Linked DNA regions of Homo sapiens: region 1 is linked to region 2. A link is an interaction called in ENCODE POLR2A ChIA-PET data of the cell type or tissue named here. Cell type or tissue: PC-9. All regions are shown on one strand. Each heading gives the region's core, and the rest is flanking DNA. Links, peaks and the distances in the headings are about the cores only. Region 1 overlaps PTPN3 (protein tyrosine phosphatase non-receptor type 3). Region 2 overlaps PTPN3 (protein tyrosine phosphatase non-receptor type 3).

Evidence for each region. Peaks named below come from ENCODE experiments on the same cell type or tissue, not always from the same donor. Only the 100,000 strongest peaks of a DNase experiment are listed, where the experiment ranks them.
Region 1: POLR2A ChIA-PET joins it to region 2 with 5 read pairs; 2 of 35 experiments call an interaction of 5 or more read pairs at or near these places.

What each region holds. Positions count from the first base shown.
Region 1 is chr9:109,446,430-109,450,817 of GRCh38, reverse strand. PTPN3 (protein tyrosine phosphatase non-receptor type 3) reads left to right here. Exons shown (of 26, transcript NM_002829.4): 6 at 1,963-2,007. Among named protein-coding and RNA genes, the nearest start is that of PTPN3, 50 kb to the left of the region's middle. In PC-9, for the core only: no CTCF peak of the experiment used is centred there; no DNase peak of the experiment used is centred there.
Region 2 is chr9:109,379,693-109,384,080 of GRCh38, reverse strand. PTPN3 (protein tyrosine phosphatase non-receptor type 3) reads left to right here. Exons shown (of 26, transcript NM_002829.4): 23 at 530-658; 24 at 1,634-1,779; 25 at 2,294-2,429. Among named protein-coding and RNA genes, the nearest start is that of EPB41L4B, 61 kb to the right of the region's middle. In PC-9, for the core only: no CTCF peak of the experiment used is centred there; a DNase peak (open chromatin) is centred at 2,580; H3K27ac peaks cover 468 bases.

The DNA.
Region 1 (4,388 bases), core at 300-4,299, 67 kb before region 2:
GTGGGGTACCCACAAGAGAGGTCATTACATTTCTGAAGTTAGGCATCCCAGGCATCTCTTCTAAAGAACTATCCTGTATTCTAATTGTTAAATAAATATCTTCTTCATTGTGAGCCTCCACAACTGCTGTTTCTGATAAATTTAGATCATTCTTTGCAGAATTTTATATACTGGCAATCTCAAAACTAGGCTCCTTCAAGATTCCTAGGAAGTCTCCCAAGCTCGGGTTGGGTTCCACTATTCTAGTTTCTTTGTGTATGATGCCATGGGGTTGACTCAGAAACTTTGCTCAATATATGACAAGGCAGCATTTGGTGAGTGGTGATCTCCACGTTTATCTTCTCATTTATATCCCTAGGAAGACATACTGATTAGCTGAGCTTGTCAATGAAAGCCCGGGTTCACCATTGGATTATCTATAACTCTCCTTTCTCTTTTTTTCTCTCAGTAGCATTGTAGGAGGAGAGAACACTTAATTCTGGTTGAATGTCAGCTTGGATAAACATAGAAACAAACTAGAAAGAACTGATGATGTTCTCCTAGGTGGAAAAGATGGAGATTCCAATACCAAATAGGTGTGAATCAGCAAATGTATGTTATACTGTCTCTCAAGGCCAGGTGTTCAATACATTGTGGGTAGTTAATTATAATCAAAGTAATAATATTAGAGTTACGACATGGATCCTAAGCTTTTTAGCCATTAAACATATAAGAAATTTGTAGCATAGTGAGTTTTTTTATAACATGATCATCCAGGTTAAAATAAGACACAATTGACCTCACATATCCTATCTGAGCTCCGATTTTGTCATCTGTAAAAATGGAGATAGTGGTACCTACCTTACAGAGTTATGAGGCTGAGATAAGAGGGAAAGTTACAAAGTAGTACCATGTACAAAGCCCGGAACTGTGCAAATAGGAGGTTGTAATACTGTTTGAAGCATTCCCATCTCAAAAAGCCAGTTCCTTGGCCTTTATAAATTTGAAGGAATAATGAAACTGATTTGTTTCAATTGTGAAAATTATTTCTCTCCTGCCCCTGTGCACTTCTGCCCTGTCTATATTAGATTTCAAGAGGTTTCCCTTTTGTCATCTTGGCCAGACAATGGAATGTCTATCCCGTTTGAATCTGGGTTTAAAAAAGCATGGGAGCTAGTGGCCAAGTGTCACATGTATGCCGCATCCCTAAATAGAAGTCTCCCCAGGGCGCTTCCTGACCTGCGCAATGCTGCCGAAGGCCTCCTTTCCCCGCTCCCCAGGCAGAGGAGCAAAGTCACAGGCTGAGGGGCCTGCCACGACTTGCCCACAAAACAGGTCTGGAGTTTGGAAGTTACATTTGCTGGTTGCCCAGAGATGAGTGCAGAATTCAGCTTGGAGGTCCTGGAAACTTCTAGTTTACTGATGTTTATGCTTTTGCTCATGCACCCACAGTTCCTGGGACACAGAATGCTCACCTGGGGGTTTGTACCCCAGCCAAGAAGGTGTCTTCACAGACTCCCCTCCTTTTAGCAACTTCATGCAGATGGAGCTTGGGTGGATGGATCCTGGCACAGTGTTCAGAACAGTGGCCCTGCCAGTGTGTGGGCGCCGCTTGTGCAGAGCCCCTGTGGGTTCTGGTCCTCAAGGGCAGGGGCGCTCACTGACAGCGGAACCCATAGTACCAGCCCATCTTTGGTGGGCTGTTTCCACCCCATTCATCCCTGCTCAGCTCTTCATAGGACAGCCTGTGCTGGCAGAAAATTGCCCCCACCAGTCAAGACGTAGGGCATCAACATGAGCCATCAGTAATGACAGGGCAGCTTTGCAGAGCGTAAGGTAGCACCTGATACCTTGGACCAAAACCGTATTTTTATGTATCTTTCACATGTACAGCTCTTGTCTTTGACTCATCAAACTTTCTTTTTTTTTTTTTTTTGCTTATTTCAGTTTGAGTATGAATTAATGAAAACAATTGTTTCATAGGCACTTGTATTTCTTACAACTGAAGATGGATATTTGCGAAGGAAGGTAATGAGAATTTTACATTTTTCTTTTCCTGTTAGACTAGCAAAATTCCTGGTTTTAATCTAATGAGTGTTTATTTCTGGTAACAATATCAAATCTAAACAGAGTGGATGTGCAAAGCATCCTGTACAGCATTAGGCTTTGGACATCTGTTTTTATTATACCTCAGTCTTGGCTGAGAGAGGCTAAGGATTGATAACTTTGTTTCATGTTATTTCAGTTTTATTACAAAGGATGCAGCTATCTTTCTGGTAAAGACCTGAGAAATTTTAAAGGGAGGAGGGGACCCAGAATGTACAATGGGCTTCATTCAGGAAGGCAGATCAGGCCTAATTTGGGTCCACTTTTGAGCCCCTTAGTACCCACGGATGACTCATTTTCTCTCTGGGAGGCTTTTTGCTCATTTGCCTGTGATTCAGTGCTTCTTGTGTTACCAAGACCATCTCAGTAGCTAGAAGGGAGAGGAAATTCCAAGCCGATGGTCCCTGAGCTACCTCCTTTTCTTGACTTAGGGAAGAAACTGCAGCAGGTAAACTGGTGGGAAGAGCACAGCTTATTCCCAGTCTCTTCACCGCACCCCCAACCCCTGTGAGTTTAGCCCTGGAGAGGAGGGTCTTCAGAGGTTACCAGCGTGCTGTACCATGAGGGAGCTGGAGTCTCACTGGGGAAATGAGACAGTATCCCATGAAGCAATTAGGAAACAATTAGAACCAATATGGGCAGTAGAGACAACAGTTGTCATAAGACTTGAGGAGCTCCTGCTGGTGTGAGCTAGAAAAGTCTTTATAGATTGCTAGGATGAGCCAGAATTGGGTTGGGTAGAGAAGTGAGGAGGTGGATTTCCCTGGGCAGTGAGAAGACACCCCACCCCCGACAGTCCCACTTGGAAACCACATGCTGAGAGCTTACAGGAGAATAGAGAGGGCTGTTCGTGTCCTACGTAGGCGGGCATCTTACATCTAGCAGGCAGAAGAGAACTGTTGAAGGTTTTTAAGCAGGAAGGATGTGGCAAGAGCCATATCCACAAAGATAGTATCATTGTGCACAAGGGAAGACTGGCAGAGGCCAGGGGCGGTTCAGTCTGGATGGAAGGGAATGGACAGCCTTCAAGGAAGCTATTGTAGCATCCAGGCCAGAGACCTGGGGGCATGGCAGTGAAGTTTGTGGAGAGAGGAGGTGGATAGTTAGAAGCAAGAGACACCTTGAGGAAAGGATTTCCAGAGCTGTTGACTATTGAGCACTCATAGAATTATAGAATTCTCATCACTTAGCTCATCCTGCCATTCAAGGTAGGAATGAGTCACTTCCCCAGCACAATCTACAGGTCTTCAGGCTTCTGCTTGATCACCCCCAGTGAGGGGGAGCTCACCCTTTCATGAGGCAGCATTTTTACATTTTAGGGTAACTCAAGGTTGAAATTACCGACCCCTCTCCTGGGTCCAGGCTGTCCTTAGCAGCTGCAGAAACCCATTCTTTCCTTCTCTTCTGCACACTTAGTCTTTTCCACAGATAGTTTGCAGTCACCTTTTTATGAGACAGGCACCGAACTACGCTGGTCAAATAAGGCCAGGGCCTTGCCTCCTCAGGAACTTCTAGTCTAATTCTCCAAATAATGGGTTGTCTTCAGTTTTTCTTCTCCAAACAAAATGCCCCTTGTTATTTCCATGTGAATCAGGGCAAATCTGTTAAGGCCACATCCTGGCTTAGATCTGTGGCCCTTGTCAAGTCCTCACCACCTCTCTGAGGAGAGGGTCTCTGCTACCAAACGCTTCTCAGATGTGGATTTGTGTATTTGTAACTGTGGGTCTTTTGACAGGCCCAGTGGAACATATGGAGCACTTTTCCTAGGTGTCAAATTGTCCCGACTTGTTTGAGCCGTCCATGGTAGCCGGCACTCAAGGTGTCATCTCCTTCTTTCCAAGATGGTTGATCTCATCCAAGCCCTTCACTCAGCAGGTGAAGACCCTGAAGCCCAAGGTGAAAGAAAGGGATGTGTTTAGGAACATGCGGCCAAGTTGAGAGCAGAACAGAGGCTTCTGGTGTTCCCTAGTATGTATTTGGAACAGTTTTTGGAATGTTTTTCTTTCTGGTTTCTTCATAGGATTGTTTCTTCCATCTAGAGGGAACCTCCTCAGCCTCTTTTCTAAGTTGTTCCCCAAATCCCATTCACCTCCTCTTTCTCCAGCAAGGACACTGGCGTAGATTTAATCAAACCCCATCTTGTTAGGAGAGCAAATAGCTGATACTCATCCTGTTTCTGCCTATCCTCCCCACGAGCTCTCTAGATTTCCAGATGAACAAACAGAGGTGAGATCCCTGGACCTCATCTGTAACCTTGGGGAGATTATTTGCAAGTCCCAGCAGGAACACAGCATCACTTGAGG
Region 2 (4,388 bases), core at 273-4,272:
TTAAGCAACTGTTTCGACATCATCTGGCTGACAAATGGAGGAGGAAAGGATCCCAGCGGAGTTGTGTATGACACCAGATGTGTGCCCTTAACTGCTGTGCCTGGAGGCCTCCCCCTCAAAAGGGTGGGGAGAATGGTGGAGGAGGGGTGCAGGAGGAGGGGCCGTTGGAGGTGGGGAGGGGCCTGAGGGGCTGGGGTCTGGGAGGGTAGAGAGGTTGCTCACAGGCTAAGGTCCTGCATCTGAGGCCACTGGTGCTCTTCCAGCGAGTGGCCCCTGGTGATGAAGACGCTGCGTCCTCCTCCTCCAGGCTGCAGCCTGGGGCTGAGCGGAGACCTGTGGCCTAGTCCCTGGCAGGCTGCCCCCACCCCGCCCTGAGAAACAGCTGATGGACTTGGCTGAGTTTGTTTTCTCCCATCAGTGCTCTCGGGTGTGCATGAGAGGATGCCTAACCCGTCCACCTGTCCAGGGTTAACTGCTTGCAGGAACACCCCACAGACGGGGCTCACTCACTCTCGGTGGTTTCTTACAGACCAAATGTCACCAGTACTGGCCAGATCCCCCCGACGTCATGAACCACGGCGGCTTTCACATCCAGTGTCAGTCAGAGGACTGCACCATCGCCTATGTGTCCCGAGAAATGCTGGTCACAAACACCCAGGTGAGCCGCAGCCTGAGGGGCACGGTGGAGGGGCAGGTGCTGAATCAGCGGCCACTGTCATCCCAGGTGGTCACGCTTCTAGGTGTGCACTCTGTTTGCACCTGGCAAGCGTGTCAGTAAGTGCGCAAGACTGCCCATCAAAGAGCCAGGGCCCAGAGTTCACAGTGGCCCTAGTCACAACAGGCACGAGGTGCAAACAGCCCAGTGTCCATCGATGGAGGAATGGATAAACAGCACGTGGTCTGTCCATACAATGGAATATGATTCAGCCTTTAAAAGGAAGGAGATTCTGACCCCTGCTACAACACTGGGGAACCTTGAGCATATTATCCTAAGTGAAATAAGCCAGACATAGAAAGACACATACTGTAGGATTCAACTTCTGTGAAGTGCCTAGAGTCGTCCAATTCATAGAGACAGAAAGTAGAACGGTGGTTGCCAAGGGCTTGGGGAAGGAGGAGAAAGGACATCTATGGACATTTTGCCATATGGCATAATGGGTGCAGGGTTTATGTTTGCGGGATATTTTAAAGTTCTGGAAATAGGTAGTGCTGATGGCTCTACAACATTGCGAGTATTCTCAATGCCGCTGAACTGTACATTTAAATGTGGTTACAGTGGTAAGCCTCATGTTAGTATATTTTGCCACAGTTGAAAAAAAAAAAAAAAAACAGTCAGCATGTGTGGCCTCTAATGGCAAGTACCATAGCAGCAAATGGAGGAGATCACTGGGCAGAGGAGATCACTGGGCAGAAGTGATCAAGGAAGGCAGCCCTGCAGGACAGGCCCACAGCTGAGCCTGAGAGGGGATGGGGATCTTTGGGGAAGGAGGGGAGGAATTGCTAGGGGCCACAGCAGGGCTGTGCGCAGAGGGAGAAAGCATCAGGAGACAGGGCCACCCTGTGTCTGGGTTGGGGCTGGGTCCTCATGCTCACCACCTGGATGGGCTCACCAAGGCCACTGCATCTCCCACAGACCGGGGAAGAACACACAGTGACACATCTCCAGTACGTCGCATGGCCTGACCACGGTGTGCCCGATGACTCCTCCGACTTTCTGGAATTTGTAAACTATGTGAGGTCTCTGAGAGTGGACAGCGAGCCCGTCCTAGTTCACTGCAGGTATGGCGCTTGCTGTTTTGTTAGGTTTGGAATCCTTTCCCTGTCGGAAAAGGCCTGGAGACAATTGGCAGGCGCCAGACCCACCCTACATCCCACAAAGTCGTGTGCCCTTACAAACCTCTGTTGACTGTGGTTCTTCACCATTTCAAAAGTTTTTTGGAATTTTATGAAATCCTAACTTTGTGAATGTAGCACAGAACTGAAGAAGAAAATCCCCTCACACACCCTTTCTCCTGTCCTTCTGTCAGCTGACCTTCGTCATAGGTGTGAGTGAGAAAGGGAATAGGTTTGGCACTTCACAGTGGCCCTCTTTCCACTGCCTGCTAGCCCCCAGTCTCAGATGTGTGAGGACAGGCTGTCTCAGCCTGTTTGAGAGCACGCCGTGAGTGTGCGTTTTGTCTTCTCGAAGGCCAAGGGAGGAAAGCCCCTTTGGAGTCAGCGGGGAACTGCTCGCTGGGCCATGCAGAAAGGCTACTCAGACAAATCCCAAGTCTGTCTTCTCTCCCCTCTCCAGTGCTGGAATAGGTCGAACCGGTGTGTTGGTCACTATGGAAACAGCCATGTGCCTAACTGAGAGGAACCTGCCCATTTACCCACTGGATATTGTCCGAAAAATGCGAGACCAGCGCGCCATGATGGTGCAGACATCAGTGAGTAGAAATCCAGTAATTACGGTGGCTGGCACTTTCTGAGCACTTACACCAGGCAGGCCTGAGAGAAGGGCTTTGTGAGTCAACAGACTGCAGCTCAGGGGGACTGAATCACTTGCCCAAGGTCACAGAGCTTGTCAGTGGCTACAGCCCACACCCATCTCACCTCTGAGCTCTGCTGCCTCTGTGGTTTATTTCCTGCCAGCCCGTCTGTCAGGGAGCAGCCCTGGTTGCATTCTGTATCGTTGAACAATCATTTGTCCATTATCCTCCCCCGCACCGACCCACCTAGACCTGGGTACTCCTTTTGGCTCAGTGGATGTTGCATATGACCCTACTTTGAGCTCTGTTCCACCCGTGTGGTGCCTGAGTACCTGCTGTGTCCTCCACGGGCAGGCCAGAGCTCAAAGTAGGGTCATGTGCAACATCCTCTTGTCCTCAAGAGGAACTCTAGGGGATAACTCTTGGGGATTTCCCCTGGAACTGCAAGCGGGGCAGTGAAGCGGTGTGGAAAGAGCATGATTAAGGTCCCACCACAAATGGAACAACCTTTGCATAAGTCCTGAACCTCTCTCCAAGCTTCAGCTTCCCTGTGCAAAATGGGGACCATCCCACATTCATTCATTCATTCATTTGACAAAGAAGGGTGCAGAGACAGGCTTGTATCTAGTAGGAGAACTGGATTAGTCTATGCTAAGTGTCAGCAGCGGTGAGGGAAGTTCAGGGCTGTCTGAGAACATGGTGGAAGAGTATCTAAAGCAGGATTTGGAAAGTCTAGGAAGGCTTCCTGGAGAAGTGTCTTCTCTGGTAAAAACCCCCAGGGTACATGAGGAGTTAGCAAAGAAAGGAGCAGGAACTATATGTTCCAACCAGCTCTGTCTCTTCACAGGCTGTGGACAAAGTTTATAAGATTTCCCTAATAAATTTTTAAGCTTTGGTAGTTTTATATTAGTTTGTACCCAGAAAATCTTGTTAAGAGAAAAAAAATCAGCTTATGTTATTAGGGCCATTCTCTGCCCTGTTTTTTGGTATGGAAGACCTCGTGGCTGGTTAAAAAGAAAAAAGTCCATCATCCTGGTAGATTTTCCCAGCTGGAAGCTGGGCACGGTGGCTCACGCCTATAATCCCAGCACTTCAGCAGGCTAAGGAAGGTGGATCACTTGAGATCAGTAGTTCAAGACCAGCCTGGCTAACATAGTGAAACCCCGTCTCTAATGAAAATACAAAAATTAGCCAGGCATGGTGGCATGTGCCTATAGTCCCAGCTACTTGGGAGGCTGAGGCAGGAGAATCGCTTGAACCCAGGAGGTGGAGGTTGCAGTGAGCCAAGATTACGCCACTGCACTCCAGCCTGAGTGACAGAACAGGACTCTGTCTTGAAAACTAGATAGATAGATAGATAGATAGATAGATAGATAGATAGATAGATAGATAGATTTTCCTAGCTGGAGAAGCTCAGTCTAAATGCTTTTATCCCCCCTGTATACTTTGCTACAATATGTTTCTTAGGTATTTGCTAAGATAAATAACTGTATCCTGCAGAGCATCTTTCAGTGGCTCTGCTTTGTAAAACACAATCCAGACTCCTTACCCCAACACAAGGTGCCCACAACCAGGTCCCAGCCCACCTGTGCAGCCCCTCCTCCTCCACATGCCTAGGTGTTGAGTCCAGGAGCAGGCTCCCTGACCCCGTTTCTCAAAATGGGCTCTTACTGAGGCTTCCACACTTCCACTTACAAGAAGGGCTGTCCCGCAGGGACTTTTGCTCCTTCCCACCTCCCCCAGACCGCCAGTTTCTCCCTCTGTCATGTCTCCATGACACTTTGCCCACCCCTCTCTGGGAGTGCCCCCTCCCCGCATCATATAGGAACTAGGGCTTCACAGGTGTACCTGGCCTGTGGCCCAGAGTTGGCGCTCAGGGAATATTTACAAATGCTGCAAAAGACCCACCGGTACAGG